Regions from separate parts of the Homo sapiens genome. Here region 1 is linked to region 2. Evidence: read pairs that join two places in POLR2A ChIA-PET (ENCODE). Cell type or tissue: Caco-2. All regions are shown on one strand. Links, peaks and the distances in the headings refer to the core of each region. The heading gives the core; the rest is flanking DNA. Region 1 has its middle 40 kb from the start of CLIC4. Region 2 overlaps CLIC4 (chloride intracellular channel 4).

Region 1 (4,392 bases), core at 298-4,297, 58 kb after region 2:
CCCGCAAATTCTACTTACTTTTTTTTTTTTCAGACGGAGTCTCGTTCTGTCACCCAGGCTGTAGTGCAGTGGCATGATCTCAGCTCGTGGCAACCTCCGCCTCCCAGGTTAAAGCGATTCTCCTGCCTCAGTCTCCTGAGTAGCTGGGATTGCAAGCACCTGCTACCAGTCCCAGCTAATTTTTGTATTTTTAGTAGAGACAGAGTTTCACCATGTTGGTCTGGCTGGTCTCGAACTCCTGACCTTGTGATCCACCCATCTTGGCCTCCTGAAGTGCTGAGGTTACAAGCGTGAGCCACAGCTCCTGGCCTCTACTTGCTTCTTAATCCTGAACAACTAATTTCTCTGTCTCCTCTCCTTCCCAGTGCATTCCAGCCTCAGCAAGCCATTCTCTTTCCACAAATATAATGTCCTTTCAGCCAAGAAAAATGTTAAAACATGGCCAGGCAATGGTGGCTCATGCTTGTAATCCCAACACTCTGGGAGGTTGAGGCAGGCAGAAGGATTGCTTGAGCCCAGGAGTTTGAGACCAGCCTTGGCAACACCGTGAGACCTTGTCTCTACAAAAAAAATACAAAAATATTACCCGGGTGTGGTGGCACATGCCTGTAGTCCCAGCTACTTGGGAGGCTGAGGCAGGAGGATTGCTTGAGCCCAGGAGTCAAGGCTACAGCAAGCTGTGTTTGTGCCGCTGCACTCCAGCCTGGGTGACAGAATGAGACCCTGTGTCACACACACACACACAAACACACACGCACAATGTGTTTGGGAAATGCTGGATTAAAGTGAAGCAGGCCTCCTCTGATTACAGCGCCTTCAAATGGTGCTTTCTGTGCTAAAGGCAATGCTCTTACCTGTTCTCTGCTGTACTGTAGCCATTAACCCCGTGTGTCTATTGAGCACTTGAAATGTGGCTAGTGAGACCGAATAACTGAGTTTCAAATTTTATTTATGTTTAATTTAAATAGTCCCATGTGTTTAGTGGCTACCATATTGGACAGCACAGTTTCAGTGCCTGTAATATTCTGAAAGTTGTTAAATGGCTTTTCCCAAAATGTTTGGCCAAAGATATTCTTTTTTTCTGTGAGTCTCGCTCTGTCGCCCAGGCTGGAGTGCAGTGGCACAATGTGGGCTCACTGCAACCTCTGCCTCCCAGGTTTAAGCGATTCTCCTGCCTCAGCCTCCTGAGTAGCCGGGATTACGGGCGCCCACCACCACGCCCAGCTAACTTTTTGTATTTTTAGTAGAGACGGGTTTTCACCATGTTGCCCAGGATGGTCTTGAACTCCTGAGCTCAGGTGATCCACCCACCTCAGCCTCCCAAAGTGCTAGGATTACAGGCGTGAGCCACCGCACCTGGCTCCAAAGATACTCTTTCTCTGTGTGGCGTGCTGTTAGTTTCAGTTTGGGAAATGCTCCTCTAGTCCAATCCTCATTGGACAGATGGGGAAACCGAGTCCGAGAGAGGGAAAGGGGCTTCTCAAGGTCACACAGCAAGTTAGACGCACAGCAGAGGCTTGAACTCAGGTTCTTCTCTCCTAGTCCAGCTCCGCCTCTCTGGTCTGTTGACAGCTTTAAGGACTGAAGCCAAACAGAAAGGCAGACACTGATGTTTGTTTAGTGCTCGCTGTGTAGCAGGAGCTCGCAGATACATTAACTCCTTTCATAACCCTGTGAAGTGGGAATTGAGTAGCACAAATATGCACATGGGGAAACGGAGGCCCAAGGAGCTAAGGGACTTGCCGAAAGCACCGTAGGTGGTCATCACTTAGAATTAGAGATGTGTCCAAAATGAGCAAGCAGCAGGAAAAAGGTGGGGAAGCCACAGGAAGGAGAAGAACAGGCTTCAGTAAACAATGAACAAAGAATAGGGGCGGGAGTAGGAGCACACGAAACTGGCACCAGCCCAGAGAAGAATCAGGGTAAGCAAAGAAAATGTTTGCAAAAACCAAAGCCCAAAGGGCCCCTAACCACCACTGCCCAGGAATGGGCGGGTCCCTGGATCTCAGGCAGCCACTTTATAGGCTAGTGTGAATGGGGGAGGGCGGAGGCCGCTGGTGCGAAAGCTCTGCCCAGTAGGGGCAGTCCTGACAAATTGGTGAGTGGGAGAACCAATCAGTTCCTCTCTTTTATGGGGTTTGGATTTACAAGGTTTAAAAATTGTTTCTAGGCCGGAGCGCTGGCTCATTCCTGTAATCCCAGCCCTTTAGGAGGCTGAGGCGGGAGACTCACTTGAGCCTGGGAGTTTGAGACTAGCCTGGGCAACATAGTGAGACCCGTCTCTACAAAAAAATTTAAAAATTATCTGGGCATGGTGGCATCTGCCTGTAGTCCCAGCCACTTGGGAGACTGAAGTGGGAGGATCACCTACCTGAGCCTGGGGAAGTCGAGGCTGCAGTGAGCTGAGATCAAACCACTGCGCTCCAGCCTGGGTGACAAAGCGAGACCCTGTCTCAAAAAAAAAAAAAAAAAAAAAATTGTTTATAGCAGCCAAAGAAGCAAACCGAGGGAATGATTGGTTTGTACTGACTGAAACTGGCATTAATTGCTGCAGCCACAGACATGAGCAGATGAGCAACGGCTAGTTCAGAAGGAGAAAGGATGACTTAAGAGCCCTCTAACAATAATGAATAATGAGGGACAATGGATGACGTCGTGTTTGTGTGGGTAGCCTAACAGCCTCATCCTGGGAGAGATTCAAGACCTCTTGTCTGGGAAGACGGGGGGAGGCGGCGGGAGGGGGCGGGTTGAAAGGAATTAGACAAGCTGCTGGGCCTGGGCAGGCCTCATTTCTTCCCACCCTCCACAACCACACCCCTCTCTGAGTCTGCCCCCACAGCCCTGAGTGGTGGGCGGTGGCCCCTAGACCCCCACGGCTCCCAAGACCAGCCAGCCAGTCAGGTTCCCTCTGCTGAGAATGTGTGATTGAGATCCAGACACCCAGTCTCTGTTGGGTGTTTGAACCAAGAGGACCTATAAAGCTGGGCCTGGGACAGCCAGGGGCTGGGAGAAAGTTCTGAGCAGGGAAGAGAAGAAGAAAGTGGATGTGCAGACCAGAGGGATGGGGCGATGGCGGGTAATGTCATTTTTTTTTCTTTTTCTTTTTCTTTCTTTTTTTTTTTTTTGAGATGGAGTCTTGCTCTATCACCCAGGCTGGAGTGCAGTGGCGCAATCTCAGCTCACTGCAACCTCCGCCTCCTGGGTTCAAGTGATTCTCCTGCTTCAGCCTCCCAAGTAGCTGGGATTACAGGTGCCCGCCACCACGCCCAGCTAATTTTTGTATTTTAGTAGAGACGGGATTTCATAATGTTGGCCAGGCTGGTCTCCAATTCCTGACCTCAAGTGATCCACCTGCCTTGGCCTCCCAAAGTGCTGGGATTATAGGTGTGAGCCACTGTGTCCAACCCGTAATGTCATTTTTTTTTTTTTTTTGAGACAGAGTCTCACTCTGTCACCTAGGCTGGAGTGCAGTGGCGTGATCTTGGCTCACTGCAACCTCCACCTCCTGGGTTCAAGCAATTCCCTGCCTCAGCCTCTCGAGTAGCTGGGATTACAGGCACCCACCACCACGCCAAGCTAATTTTTGTTTTTTCGTTGTTTTTTTTTTTTGAGACGGAGTCTCACTCTGTCGCCCAGGCTGGAGTGCAGTGGCGCAATCTCGGCTCAGTGCAAGCTCCACCTCCTGGGTTCACGCCATTCTCCCGCCTCAGCCTCCCAAGTAGCTGGGACTACAGGCGACTGCCACCATGCCCGGCTAAGTTCTTGTATTTTTAGTACAGAGAGGGTTTCACCATTCACAGGATGGTCTCGATCTCCTGACCTTGTGATCCGCCCGCCTCGGCCTCCCAAAGTGCTGGGATTACAGGTGTGAGCCACCACGCCCGGCCTAATTTTTGTATTTTTATTAGAGACCGGGTTTCACCATCTTGGCCAGGCTGGTCTTGAACTCCTGACCTCGTGATCCACCTGCCTTGGCCTCCCAAAGTGCTGGGATTACAGGTGTGAGCCACCGCACCCGGCCCATAATGTCATTTAAAAAAAAAACTTTCTGTGTTTGTTTCTGGCCCGTTTGGGAGCACTGGCTGAGTTTCCTGCCCTTGGGTTGCACAGGGATCCTGCCAGTAAATTCCCCCTTCCCCATTTATGCTTAAACAGAGTGAATGGGTTCTGCTGCCCTTGTAACTAAAGTGAGGCATGCGTGTGTGTGTGTCTAGGTATTGGGGGAAATGGATTAAATGCTGTGTGCCTACGAGAGCCTGTTTTCCTTGTGAGGGTATATCCTTGATTGTGGACTCTTTACTCTGAGCCCCCCAGTCTTCCCATTTGACTTGAGGGGTTGGAGGAGAAGAGGCTTTGTTCCCGACAGCCAGCTTTCTATTGTATGAGCCTTTG
Region 2 (4,392 bases), core at 230-4,229:
AAAACTTTTTTACTTTGCAAGGAAAAACAAGTAAATCTGTTTATTTCAATCTAAAATATGAACTGAGCCCAGTCATTTGCATCACCCTCTCGACCTATTTCTCTGGCTTCTTGTTAGGCATTTGCTTTTTCCCAATCATGTGATCTTTTAGTTCTTCTTTTCCTCCCAACCTCCTCTGAAATTAAGCCTGTGCACGGAAAAAAATAAAAGCTTCTATATATTCCTTCAGCAAACATTTTATTGAGTAACAATCAAATGAGTTAATATTTCATAGATGTAGTCAACACAGTGCCTGGCACATAGAAAGCACTCCATAAATGTATATATTATTTCAATTAAATATGAAATGCTTTTCCATATATACTTCTTCTATCTCATGCATTTAAGAAATCCAACAGAAAACAGTCAATGGGAACAGTATCTATTCTAAATATAGGAAAACCAGATCTTCCTAGAAGTGAAAAGGCCTCCCAGGCAGTGAGTTACAATAACTCTAGTGGAAAATATTATCCCATCTAAGATAATTGTGTATAGTACGCCTTCCTTATAGCTCATTCATTACTGACACCTGAGGGTACATTTTCTTGCTTCCCAGAGCTTAGAGCAGTTCCTAGTAGGCACTTAGTAAAGACATGTTTAATGAAAGATTTTTTAAATTTGTAGTCTCTGTACTTACCAAAAAACCAACAACAACAACAACAACAAACCTGCAGTGAGAGAGAGTTAAAACACAAAGTAAATAAAAACAAATTTAGGGCTTTAGTGGTGAATCTCAAATTTGCTTGAAAGATTATTTTTAATAAAAGACAAAAGAATCAATTTTGGCAGGAATCCAGATGCCCTTCTGTGAAATGCCAGAAGATACCAGAGTATGAATTTTTTTTTTTTTCCCTTGAGATAGGGTCTTGCTCTGTCGCCCAGGGTGGAGTACAGTAGCACTATCTTGGCTCACTGCAAACTTCGCCTCCTGGGCTCAAGCAATCCTCCCACCTCAGCCTCCCAAGTAGCTGGGACCATAGGCGTGTGCCTCAATACACAGCTAATTTTTGCATTTTTTGTGGAGACAGGGTTTCACCATGTTGTCCAGGCTGGTCATGCAATCCACCTGCCTCGCCTCCCAAAGTGCTGGGATTATAAGTGTGAGCCTTGGCCGGACGTGGTGGCTCACACCTGTAATCCCAGCACTTCGGGAGGCCAAGGCAGGTGGATCACCTGAGGTTGGGAGTTCGAGACCACCCTGACCAACATGGAGAAACCCCGTCTCTACTAAAAATACAAAATTAGCCGGGTGTGGTGGCACATGCCTGTAATCCCAGCTACTCGAGAGGCTGAGGCAGGAGAATCGCTTGAACCCGGGAGGCGGAGGTTGCGGTGAGCCAGAGATTGTGCCATTGCACTCCAGCCTGGGCAACAACTACCCACCAAACAGTGCTGCTAAGCAGATGATCCTTTTCCAAAGCACAGCACTTATAAAGAATATTTTTAGCCAACTATAATTTACTAGCAGTAGGTTAAGGTCTATCAACTATACTTAAGTGCATTTACTCATTCAATAAGACTTACTGAATGCCTATTATGAGGCAGACAATCTACTAAATATCGTGGTGGACGCAAAGATGAATAAGACAAGGAATCTACTCTCCTGGAGCTTACTTTATTATAGCAAAGATAAGACATACATGCAAAACTATCAACAAAATAGATAACCGAAGAGTCATATAAGAGGCATGAAATATGAATCTTGAAGGATTAACAAAGGCAGACACATTTAAATGGAGATTTACAGGATTATGGAGTTTAAACAAATGGGAATGGAAGAGATGGGAAAGGTTGCTTCAGGGAAACAAGATAGCTCATATGGAAACAAAGAAGAGTTCAATTTAGCTGGACTGTAAGACCCAGGAGAAGTAGGAGATAAATTTGTCCAATTAATTAGAGCTAGACTATGAAGGTCATAGACTTGAATGCCAGACTATAGATTTGAACTTAATTCTTTTTTTTTTTTTTTTTTTTTGGAGACGGAGTCTCACTCTGTCATGGAGTGCAGTGGCATGATTTCGATTCACTGCAACCTCCACCTCCCAGGTTCAGGTGATTCTCCTGCCTCAGCCTCCCAAGTAGCTGGGACTACAAGCATGCGCCACAACGCCCGGCTAATTTTTGTATTTTTAGTAGAGACGGGGTTTCTCCATATTAGTCAGGCTGGTCTCGAACTCCCGACTTCAGATGATCTGCCCACCACAGCCTCCCAAAGTGCTGGGATTACAGGAGTGAGCCAGCATGCCCAGCCAATTCTTTCTTTAGTAGAGACCAACAAAATGGTTTTTGCACTTGCAGAGTGTGGGGGTCAGGAAAAGGAAGAACCTGTCTTAGCTGGTTCTTCAAAAAAACATAGTGTTGGACAGTCTGGCTTATACAAAGATGAAGAACAAAATTTCTTCCTCACAGAGTTTACTTGGCCTCAAGTAAAGAAGTAGGAGGGAAGGTTGTATGAAAATTCATACGAAGAAGCAATACATACCACTGAGGGGGACCTAGTGGAATAGGTGGCCATTTGGGAGATTCCTTGAAGGACATCCATTAAACCATGTCTCTCTTTAATTTTCCACTTCTTTCTCTAATAAATCAGCATTCAACCCAGCTCTTACAGCTCATACTTTTTAAAGCCTTCCCTTCATATGTATCCCCCTTTGCAGCTATCAACCTGTGTCTTCTACATAGCCAAGTTTCTTGTTAGAGTTGGCTTTACACACTGACTCCAGTCTCTTACTTCCTATTTCATTCTTCTACCCGCTGTATTATGACTTCCCACCACCACTACTCCACCAAAGCTGTTACTACGAAGGTTGCCAGTAACTTCCAGGGTGTTAAATCCAACAAACACTCAGCTTGATACAACTGGTCACTCCCTCCTTACAAACCTCTCCTAGCTTCTTCCTACCTCACTCTAGTAGTTTTCCTCTCACCACTCACTACTGTTCCCCCACAGTTCCTCTTTGTTCTCCTTGTCTAGCTTCTCCTCCATTACCCAACCCCTAAGTGTTTAGAGTTCCTCAGAACTTGCTTCTAGGCATTTTCCTCACTCTTTACTCATCCACACAATGATCTCATACACTTGTTTTTTTCTTTAGAGAGAGTCTCACTCCGTCATCAGGCAGTGCAGTGGCATGATCATATCTCACCGTAGCCTCTAACTCCTGGGTTCAAGTGAACCTTCCTGCCTCAGCCTCCTGAAGTAGCTAGGACTATAGGCATGTGACATCACGCCCAGCTGATTTTTTATTTTTATTTTTGCAGGGATGGGGTCTTGCTATGTTGCCCAGACTGGTCAAAAACTCCTGGCCTCAAGCAAATCTTCCACCTCAGCCTTCCATAGTGCTGGGATTATAGGTGTGAGCTACCACATCCAGCCTCATACACTTTAAATACCAAATATTCTATGTGTGTGTGTATGTCATATATACATATATGTATGTCATCAAGTCCCAAATATCTCTACCCTGCCTAGACTTCTTTCTGAACAGATCTGTAGGTCCAACTTTCTACCAACATCTCCACTTGACATCTCAGCCATCTTATACTCAACAAGTCAAAACTTGAACTCTGTCTGCTCCTCCTCCCTCTCCATGAACGGCAACTCTTGACCAGTGGCTCTAATTACAAACCCAAGTCATTTCTCACACTTTTCTCTCTCACATACCTCCTTAACATCCTCCTATTGACACCACTTCCAAAATCTACCTCAAATCCATTCTCTTCTCTCCATCACCTTATTAATCCAAGCCACCATCACCTTTCTTGATGGCAATGGCCTCCAAATAGTTGTCCTTATTGCCACTCTTGCCTCCCTTAAATTCATTTTCCACAGAGCCAGGCTACTCATATTAAGATGCAACTCTAATCCTGAAGCTCCCTCACTTAAACCCATCTGAGAACTGCCATTTCTACTAAGGACAAAATTCACATGACATACAAGGCCCTCCATGATGTGGCCCCTGTCAATCCCTCACTCTACTGCTCACTTTTGTTCTCTGTTTTCCAGTCACACCCTTAACTGATTATTTCCAGCCTTTACACATGCTGATTCCTTCAACCTAGAACGCTTTTCCCCTCATTCTAATTACTACTCATCCTACATGTCATTTTCTCAGAAAAGCTCTCACTGAGCCTCCATCTAAATTGGGTTTCCTGCCATTCTTTCTCAAGTTGCCCTGTTCTTTTCTTTGATATAATAACCTACTGTCCTTATTTATATGTTTCTTTAACATATGCCTCTCCAAGTAGATGATAGGTTCTATGAGGTATTAATAAATTTGAATTTAACACGTCAAAAAACTAAACTCCTGATCTCCTCCCCATCAGAACTAGCCCTTCCCACAGCCTTTTCCACCT

What was found. ChIA-PET counts read pairs that join two places held together with the same protein. Peaks named below come from ENCODE experiments on the same cell type or tissue, not always from the same donor. Only the 100,000 strongest peaks of a DNase experiment are listed, where the experiment ranks them.
Region 1: POLR2A ChIA-PET joins it to region 2 with 11 read pairs; 16 of 35 experiments call an interaction of 5 or more read pairs at or near these places.

The regions. Positions count from the first base shown.
Region 1 is chr1:24,703,126-24,707,517 of GRCh38, reverse strand. No RefSeq gene overlaps it. Among named protein-coding and RNA genes, the nearest start is that of CLIC4, 40 kb to the left of the region's middle. In Caco-2, for the core only: no CTCF peak of the experiment used is centred there; a DNase peak (open chromatin) is centred at 2,037; H3K4me3 peaks cover 713 bases.
Region 2 is chr1:24,761,156-24,765,547 of GRCh38, reverse strand. All of the region lies in intron 1 of CLIC4 (chloride intracellular channel 4), which reads right to left. Among named protein-coding and RNA genes, the nearest start is that of CLIC4, 18 kb to the right of the region's middle. In Caco-2, for the core only: no CTCF peak of the experiment used is centred there; no DNase peak of the experiment used is centred there.